2 separate regions of the Homo sapiens genome follow, and region 2 is linked to region 1. Evidence: chromatin contacts called from ENCODE Hi-C or POLR2A ChIA-PET data. All regions are on one chromosome and are shown on one strand. The core of a region is the stretch at or near the end of the contact, and the rest is flanking DNA. Distances in the headings are between cores, read along the strand shown.

What was found. Hi-C counts contacts between places; a loop is a spot of excess contacts on that map. ChIA-PET counts read pairs that join two places held with the same protein, here RNA polymerase II (POLR2A). Pooled maps may share reads with other maps.
Region 2: a map of naive thymus-derived CD4-positive, alpha-beta T cell shows a loop between it and region 1 (8-fold over the local background). The contact joins the promoter of GTF2I here to the promoter of HIP1 in region 1. A Hi-C loop is called at or near these places in 1 of 168 maps with a recorded cell type or tissue (naive thymus-derived CD4-positive, alpha-beta T cell), 3 of 37 single-sample maps with no recorded cell type and 11 of 50 pooled maps. POLR2A ChIA-PET finds 5 or more read pairs at or near these places in 1 of 52 experiments (activated T-cell).

What each region holds. Positions count from the first base shown.
Region 1 is chr7:75,737,465-75,740,781 of GRCh38, forward strand. HIP1 (huntingtin interacting protein 1) reads right to left here and starts at 1,477. Exons shown (of 31, transcript NM_005338.7): 1 at 1,337-1,477. The coding sequence starts at 1,456. RefSeq lists a silencer at 1,265-2,254.
Region 2 is chr7:74,656,249-74,659,692 of GRCh38, forward strand. It overlaps GTF2I (general transcription factor IIi), which reads left to right and starts at 1,470. Exons shown (of 35, transcript NM_032999.4): 1 at 1,470-1,820. RefSeq lists silencers at 1,020-1,179, 1,550-1,729, 1,750-2,039, 2,110-2,629 and enhancers at 1,260-1,379, 1,400-1,449, 3,400-3,444.

The DNA of each region.
Region 1 (3,317 bases), core at 227-2,726:
CTCCCAAGTAGCTGGGATTACAAGCGTCTGCAACCACGCCCAGCTAATTTTTTGTATTTTTAGTAGAGACAGGGTTTCACCATGTTGGCCAGGCTGGTCTCAAACTCCTGACGTCAGGTGATCCACCCGCCTCGGCCTCCCAAAGTGCTGGGATTACAGGTGTGAGGTACCGCGCCCGGCCAAAAGCTCTATTCTTTGAAAGATTCCATATACAGAACCTTCAGTCAGATTCTCACTGTCTTTTCTAACTAAAATCCCAAAGCCCTTTCCCTCCAACTGTGTTTGGGGGAAGTATTCCTCGCATAACACATCAGGGGACCAGCCTCTGGAGAGGGGGACCCAAATGGATCTTCAAAGGTTCCACTCTGAGCACAAGAGTGTAGAAGAAATCTGCCCCTCCAGCATTGGCACTGGGATTAAAAGAAGCGTTGTACTCTTTGAAATGGATTTTACATACAAATGAATTGATGAACACCATCAACATGTCAGCTTAATTCAGCCCAATCAATACACCAGGCATTAAAAACTCGGAGAAAAAAATGGATTGTGGCTTTTTGTTGATGACACTGAGGAATTTTGGCCCCAAGCCCTGGCCAGGCAGGACAAATAGGGCAGTCTGCCTATTAGCTGTCAGGCACATCTTGGGGGATAAAACCAAGACCCCAAGTCAGGGCTCAGGGGCACCATGGTCTCCACTTTAGCCCCCAAAGTAATTTTCCCACAAAGTGGCCACACTTTGCATTTCCTACATTCCTTTTCCCTGCTCCGACCCCTTCCGCCCGGCCTCAGAGCTGACAGCTGGGGCTGGCCAGAGCCAAGCAAGAGGCATCGAGAAAGGGGGATGCTAAGGGGTGGGGGGTGGGAAGGGATGTCAATGCAACCAAGAAGTGATCGGAGGGGAAGAGAGGTCCCCTCACCCTTCACATTCCCAGCCCGGCGCCCCCACTCTCCGCCCCCACACTTGAGCCTCCAAGTGGCTCCCGTGCGCTTCCCTTGTTTAGGGGCAACCCTTCCATTCCGCCCCTTTTCAGTTCCTTCCCCTCTCACCTCATCTTGGGACTCCTGCCCGGTACCCAGCCGATCAGGCTCCTCTTGGCCACGCATCCTGCCATCTCCTCCGAGCCCGCCTCTGCCCTTCTCCCCAGGCCAGCTGGGGTACCCTGGGGTCCCCGACCTTCCTGGGATCGCCCAGATCTGCACGTCAATGCCCCCGCTCACTACACCCTCGCCCCGTCTTCAACTGGGGCCTGCAAGACTCCTACTCCCTTCAAAGCCCCTCCCGGACACCGCGTCCCTCAGGGTGCCCCAGGGATGCCCCGGGGTCCCCCGTCCTCACCTGAGTCCGCTCGAAGCTCTCGCGCTCCGCCGCCTCCAGCCCAGCGCCGACCCCGCGCCGGCTCAGCACCTTGGGCAGTGGGTTGGGCACCTGCTTCATGGAGCTGGCCATCCGATCCATGTCGCCGCGAGGAGCCGAGTCAGGGGCCCTCGGCTGCCCCGGGATCCCCACGGCGCCGCCCGCCCCGCCCTACCCGCGGGGATCCGGCGCTAACGGGACGGCTCCCGCCTGCCATTGGCTGTGAGTTCTGCCAGTCTTCCAGAGACCCCGCCCCTCGCCGAACGGCTTCCCCGCCCGCCCCCGCCCCTTCAGGAGCCCCTCCGCTGGCTCGGCCCCGACTAGCCTCTCGGGGCCTCGAGGCGCGTGGTGACTGGTCTGGAGTCCTGTCAGTCACCGTGGTCCCGCCGTTCTAGGCAGGGCCGGGGCGGGGTGCGGACGGGGCGAGGCCTGGATGGGGCGTGGCCTGGGCGGGCTGCCCTGATATGCCCTCGCTCGCCCCGCCCCCGCCCGCGCACCGCCCTCTCCTCCCCTCGGCCGCAGTCCCCGCGCGCCCCGAGCGTGCTGCCCTCCGCCAAGCGCCGCCCACTACCCTGCCCGCTCCTGCAGGGGGCTATCCCGCGACGGCCCGTGGAGATGGGCGGGGATGACGCGGGCCGGGCAGTGGGGCCTCCCCCGGGGGAATCCCAGCCCGCCTGCGAATAGCCCGTTAGCTCCTTCCGGGCCTGGGACCCGGGAGCGCCGGACTGACCAGCCCTGCGGCCGCAGCCCGGGAAAGCGCAGCCCCGCGGGCGGGGCGCAGCGTGGGCGCCTGGCCGGATCCGGCTCAATGGGTGGCCGCCCCCACCCAGCTCCCAGGCTTCCCCGTCCTGCACTTCTCCATTCTGCCCCTGCCCATGCCCTCTGCAAGGATCGCAGAGCCCAGGTCCCGGAGTTCGGGGCTGAGTCCGCGGGCACCTCCCGGGACCTGCCTCCCAAACCTCATCAAAGGAACCCGTCAGAGCTTATTTGTTGGTAGAAAGCCCTGTAGACACTTTCGGTTTATCTTAGGCTCTGAGCCGCGCGTCCCATCCTGCTCAGACGTCAGCCAGGGTACCAGCAAGCAGAGAGAAGTGTGATGCTTAGCAGGAGTGCTGGAGAAAGTTAAAAGTTTTCCGTTAAACTCCAATTTAGGTGTGTTTTTGTTTTTGTTTTTGTTTGTTTTTTTTTTTTTTTTTGGTTTCATTTGGAGTCAGTCTCCCTCTGTCGCCCAGGCTGGAGTGCAGATCGTAACACACTGGGACCTTGAGCTCCTGGGTCCTAGCGATTTTCCTGCCTCGGCCTCTCGAGTAGCTGGGACTACAGATGCACGCCACCAAGCCTGGCTATCTTTTTTGCAGAGATGGAGTCTTTCTATGTTGCCCAGACTGGTCTCGAACTCGTGGCCTCAAGCAAGCCTCCCACCTTGGCCTCCCAAAGTACTGTGATTACAGACATGAGCTACAGCACCCGGCATAGATGTATTTTTTAAAAGTTATTTGAAACTCGGAGTAATGAATGGCACCTTTAGGCCTAACAATTTGGTGATTCGTGTGTGTGTGTGTGTGTGTGTGTGTGTTGTAAATTTGGCCAGGTGCGGTGGCTTACACCTGTAATCTCAGCGCTTTGGGAGGCTGAGGCAGGCGGATCGTTTGAGCTCTGAACTTTGAAACCAGCCTGGGCAACATAGCAAGACTCCATCTGTACAAAAAATTTTAAAATTAGCTGGGCGTGGTGGTGCAAGCCTGTAGTCCCAGCTACTCACAAGGCGGGAGGATTACTTGAGCCAGGGAGGCAGAGGTTGCAGTGAGCAGAGATCGCGCCACTGCACTCCAGCCTGGGAGACAGAGCGAGACCCCGTCTCAAAAAAATATATACATATTTCTTTGTAGTGAGGGGTATGTTGCTGGATTGCCCAGGCTGGTCATGATCTCCTGGGCTCAAATGATCCTACCACCTCAGCCTC
Region 2 (3,444 bases), core at 220-2,719, 1.1 Mb before region 1:
TTGGGAATAGAGAATTTAATTAAATATTACTAAATGTCAATGAAATACAAGTGCAAAAAGAAAGTTGCTCTTGTGCAAACTTAATGAATGACTTTCGAGACAATCGACAAAGGAGAGTCACAATCTTATTAGGCAAGGACCGAAGGGATCCTAGACATTGTCCGGGAAATCGCAAAAATTCAGGCTTCTGTAATCAGATTGCTTCTCCGGTGAGCTTTACGCTCTCCATGTATTTTTCAAAAAAAATCCAACATGAAAATTCTAGAGGAGGCTTTATTGGGTGCGGTCTGTGCAAGAGAGACGATGGGGAATGCCAATCGGAGAACCCAGATTGAAAGGAAAGGTTTTTGGAACCCACATCAAAAGACTGGCTGCTCGGAAAGTTTTCTCGCTAGCGACAAAGGCTTGGAGGCTGGAAAAAGCGTCGTGGTCGCCACCTACCGAGAAGCGGCGGGTGGGGGGAGGATGGCCGTCGTGGCCCGAATCCCCAGTGGGTGGTACTGGGTGGGGGGGCGGGCGGGAATCAAAAAACCACTCAATCTCGTGCTTTACATAAACATCTAAAAATCGTCGGCCTCGGGGTTGTAAAGTTTTGGAGTTTAACTTAGGTGAACAGTAATGTCTCTCCATTTTCAAAACCCACCGGCTAATTCAAGTTGAGAAGCAAAAAATAGTGGTAGGGGGAGGAGTTTGAGTTAAATCGCATCGCGGTTGACAGAACAAAACAGGAGCTACGAGTCAGGATTTCTGCTCCCACTCCCTTGCAAGTTTCCTTCCAAATCCTGAGGGAGAGATAGAGGCGGAGGGTCTGGGGGAGGAATTAAAACACAAGGTCTCCTCCCCTCTCGCCTGTCCGAACTTGGGGGCAACGGTCTCTTTGGAGGCCAGCTTGGAAAACACTAGAGAGGAGTTCTTTGTGTCCTGGAGGGTGGTGCAAGGCGGAAGGACTCCCCTTTTGCAGAGCAAGGAGGGCGACGGCCCAGCCCGGGGCTCCCCGGCTTTTGCAGCTTCCCTGCCTCGCAATTTGCAAGGAATGTGGGGTGCAAGAGCAAGTGGCGGACTTGGACGGCGGCTGGCGCTCGGTGGGGACGACGCCGGAGCCACCACCCGTCCAGATTTCCGTTTCTGCACCCCGGCTCCCCTCCCCCACCCGGGCGGCCGCGCAGGCCCCAGGTGCAGCCATGTTCTCGCTCCCACCACCCTCGCCTCCATTGACAGCCCTTGCTGGAGAGGGCCGGGCGCCGCGCTTGCCTCGTCCTCGGGTTCGGGGCTAGCCGGCGCGGTGCTTCCTGGGAGTTGTAGTCCACGACCGCCGCCGCCGCGTTGACGGGGAACGCATCCGAAACTACAACTCCCGCTGGGCGGCGCTGCGGATGCGCAGGCGCAACGCGCCTTCGAGGAACAAAAAAAAAAAAAAAAAAAAAAAAAAAGAAAAAAAAGAAAAAAAAAAGGAGGAGGAGGAGGAGGGTGAGAGAGAAGCTGGGAGAGCAGAGAAAAGGGGCCACCGGTCGCCCCCCCGCTTCCCCGCACGCGCTCTCCAGCCGCGGCCGCCCGCCTGCCGCGGTCACCCCGGCCTCTGCCTCTGTCCCCCAGTGATCGGATCAAGGCGCTGAGCGAGGCCCTGCCTGCGGGGCGGCCATGCGGCGGTGACAGGAGCGCGACCGACACGCACGGGCCCCTCGCCCCCTCTCGCCTCCCGTCCGCTCGCCAGCTCCCCTCAGCCGAGGCTGCTCCGCGGCGGCCGCAGCCCGCGCGCGGCCCACACTCGCCTCCCCTCGGCACCCCCGGCCCCGGAGCTGCCTGGAGGCGGCCGCACTCGGGTGAGTCCCTCTCGCCTCATCCCCGCGCCCCCCGCCCCCGCCTCGGGGGCCATTGCGAGCGGGGGCCTTTATTAGAGACTTTGCCCCGCCGGGGCCTGCAGGGACAGGGGCCTGGGAGCCGCGGCCCGCCGCGCGCGGTGTGGGGCCTTGGGGGGCGCCCGTGCCGCCTCCCCCTACCCCCACCCCCACCGCCTCGCCGGGTCTCGAGCCCCGCCGGCCTTGGCAGTGGCCGAAACGAGGCGATGGGGGTGGGGCGGCACGGACGCGGTCGCGGGGGACGACAGTGGCACGCGCGCGCCTCAGTGCGCGTGGGGGAGGGGCGCGCGCGCCGACCGGCGTGCGGTGGGGGGGCGCCTCGCGCGTGCGATCCCGCGCGCGAGCGAGCGAGCGGCCCTGCGGGCTGCGCATGCCCCGCCGCGCTGATTGGCCGGCTAGGCGGTGCGGGGGCGCGCGCGGTGCCAGGCCCGAGCCGTCGTGGGGTCGCGCTCGCCTGGTGTATCTGGGGCTCCTGCGCCGGGGCAGCAGACGCGCGGGATTGGCCAACCGGCGCGGGGGCGGGGCCGCGCGTTGCCTGGTAACTGCGGCGGGCGGGGGAGCGGGAGCGCTGTCCCCCGCCCCGCCCCGCTCCCAGGTGGAGTCCGCAGTGGGCTTTGTCCCGGGCCGGCCCGGCGCGCCTGCCCCGCGGGGCCTGTTCTTTGGGGGAAATAAACACAATGACCGGAAGGAAAACTTCAGCTTTAGGCCATGAAAATTAAGCCGTCTGGGTTCAGCCAGCACCCAGACGACGGGAGTGCAGAGGAAGAAGGAAAATGAAATGGAAAAAGCTGTCTCCTTCCCGCTCCCCGACTTCTCCACTTTTTCTTAATCCAGCTTTTGCTTTTTCGTGTAGCGAATTTTGTCCTCCCTAGGTTATGGATTTGCGCTGATTTGCGGCTGGGGATGTTCACAGGTGGGGTGCTGTTGGAGTAGTGTCCACTCTTGGCGATGCGCAGCTCTTGCTGACTACTGACCTCCTTTTTTTAAAAAAAATTATTTGTGGAGATGCGTTCTCACTTTGTTGCCCAGGCTGGTCTTGAACTCCTAGGCTCAAGCGATCCTCCCACCTTGGCCCCCCATAGTGCTGGGATTACAGGTGTGAGCCATCGCTTTCGGCTTAATTTTCTTTTTTTTTTTTAGAAACAGGGTCTCTCTGTGTTGCCCTGGCTGAAGCGCAGAGTGGCACAATCATAGCACATTGCAGCCTCCAACACCTGGGCTCCAGCGATCCTCCTGCCTCAGCCTCCTCAGTGGCTGGGACTACAGGCGCATGCCATCATGCCCTGCTAATTTTTTTTTTTTTGAGATGGAGTCTCACTCTGTGGCCCAGGCTGAAGTGCACTGGTGTGATCTCGGCTCACTGCAACCTCTGCCTCCCGGGTTCAAGCCGTTCTCCTGCCTCAGCCTCCTGAGTAGCTGGGATTACAGGCGTGCCCACCACGCCCGGCTAATTTTTGTATTTTTAGTAGAGATGGCGTTTCACCATGTTGGCCAGGCTGGTCTCCAACTCTTGAATCAAGCTGAAAGCAATCGGCCCGCCTCGGCCTGCCACCAAAGTGCTGGGATTACAGGCGTGAGCCACCGCCCT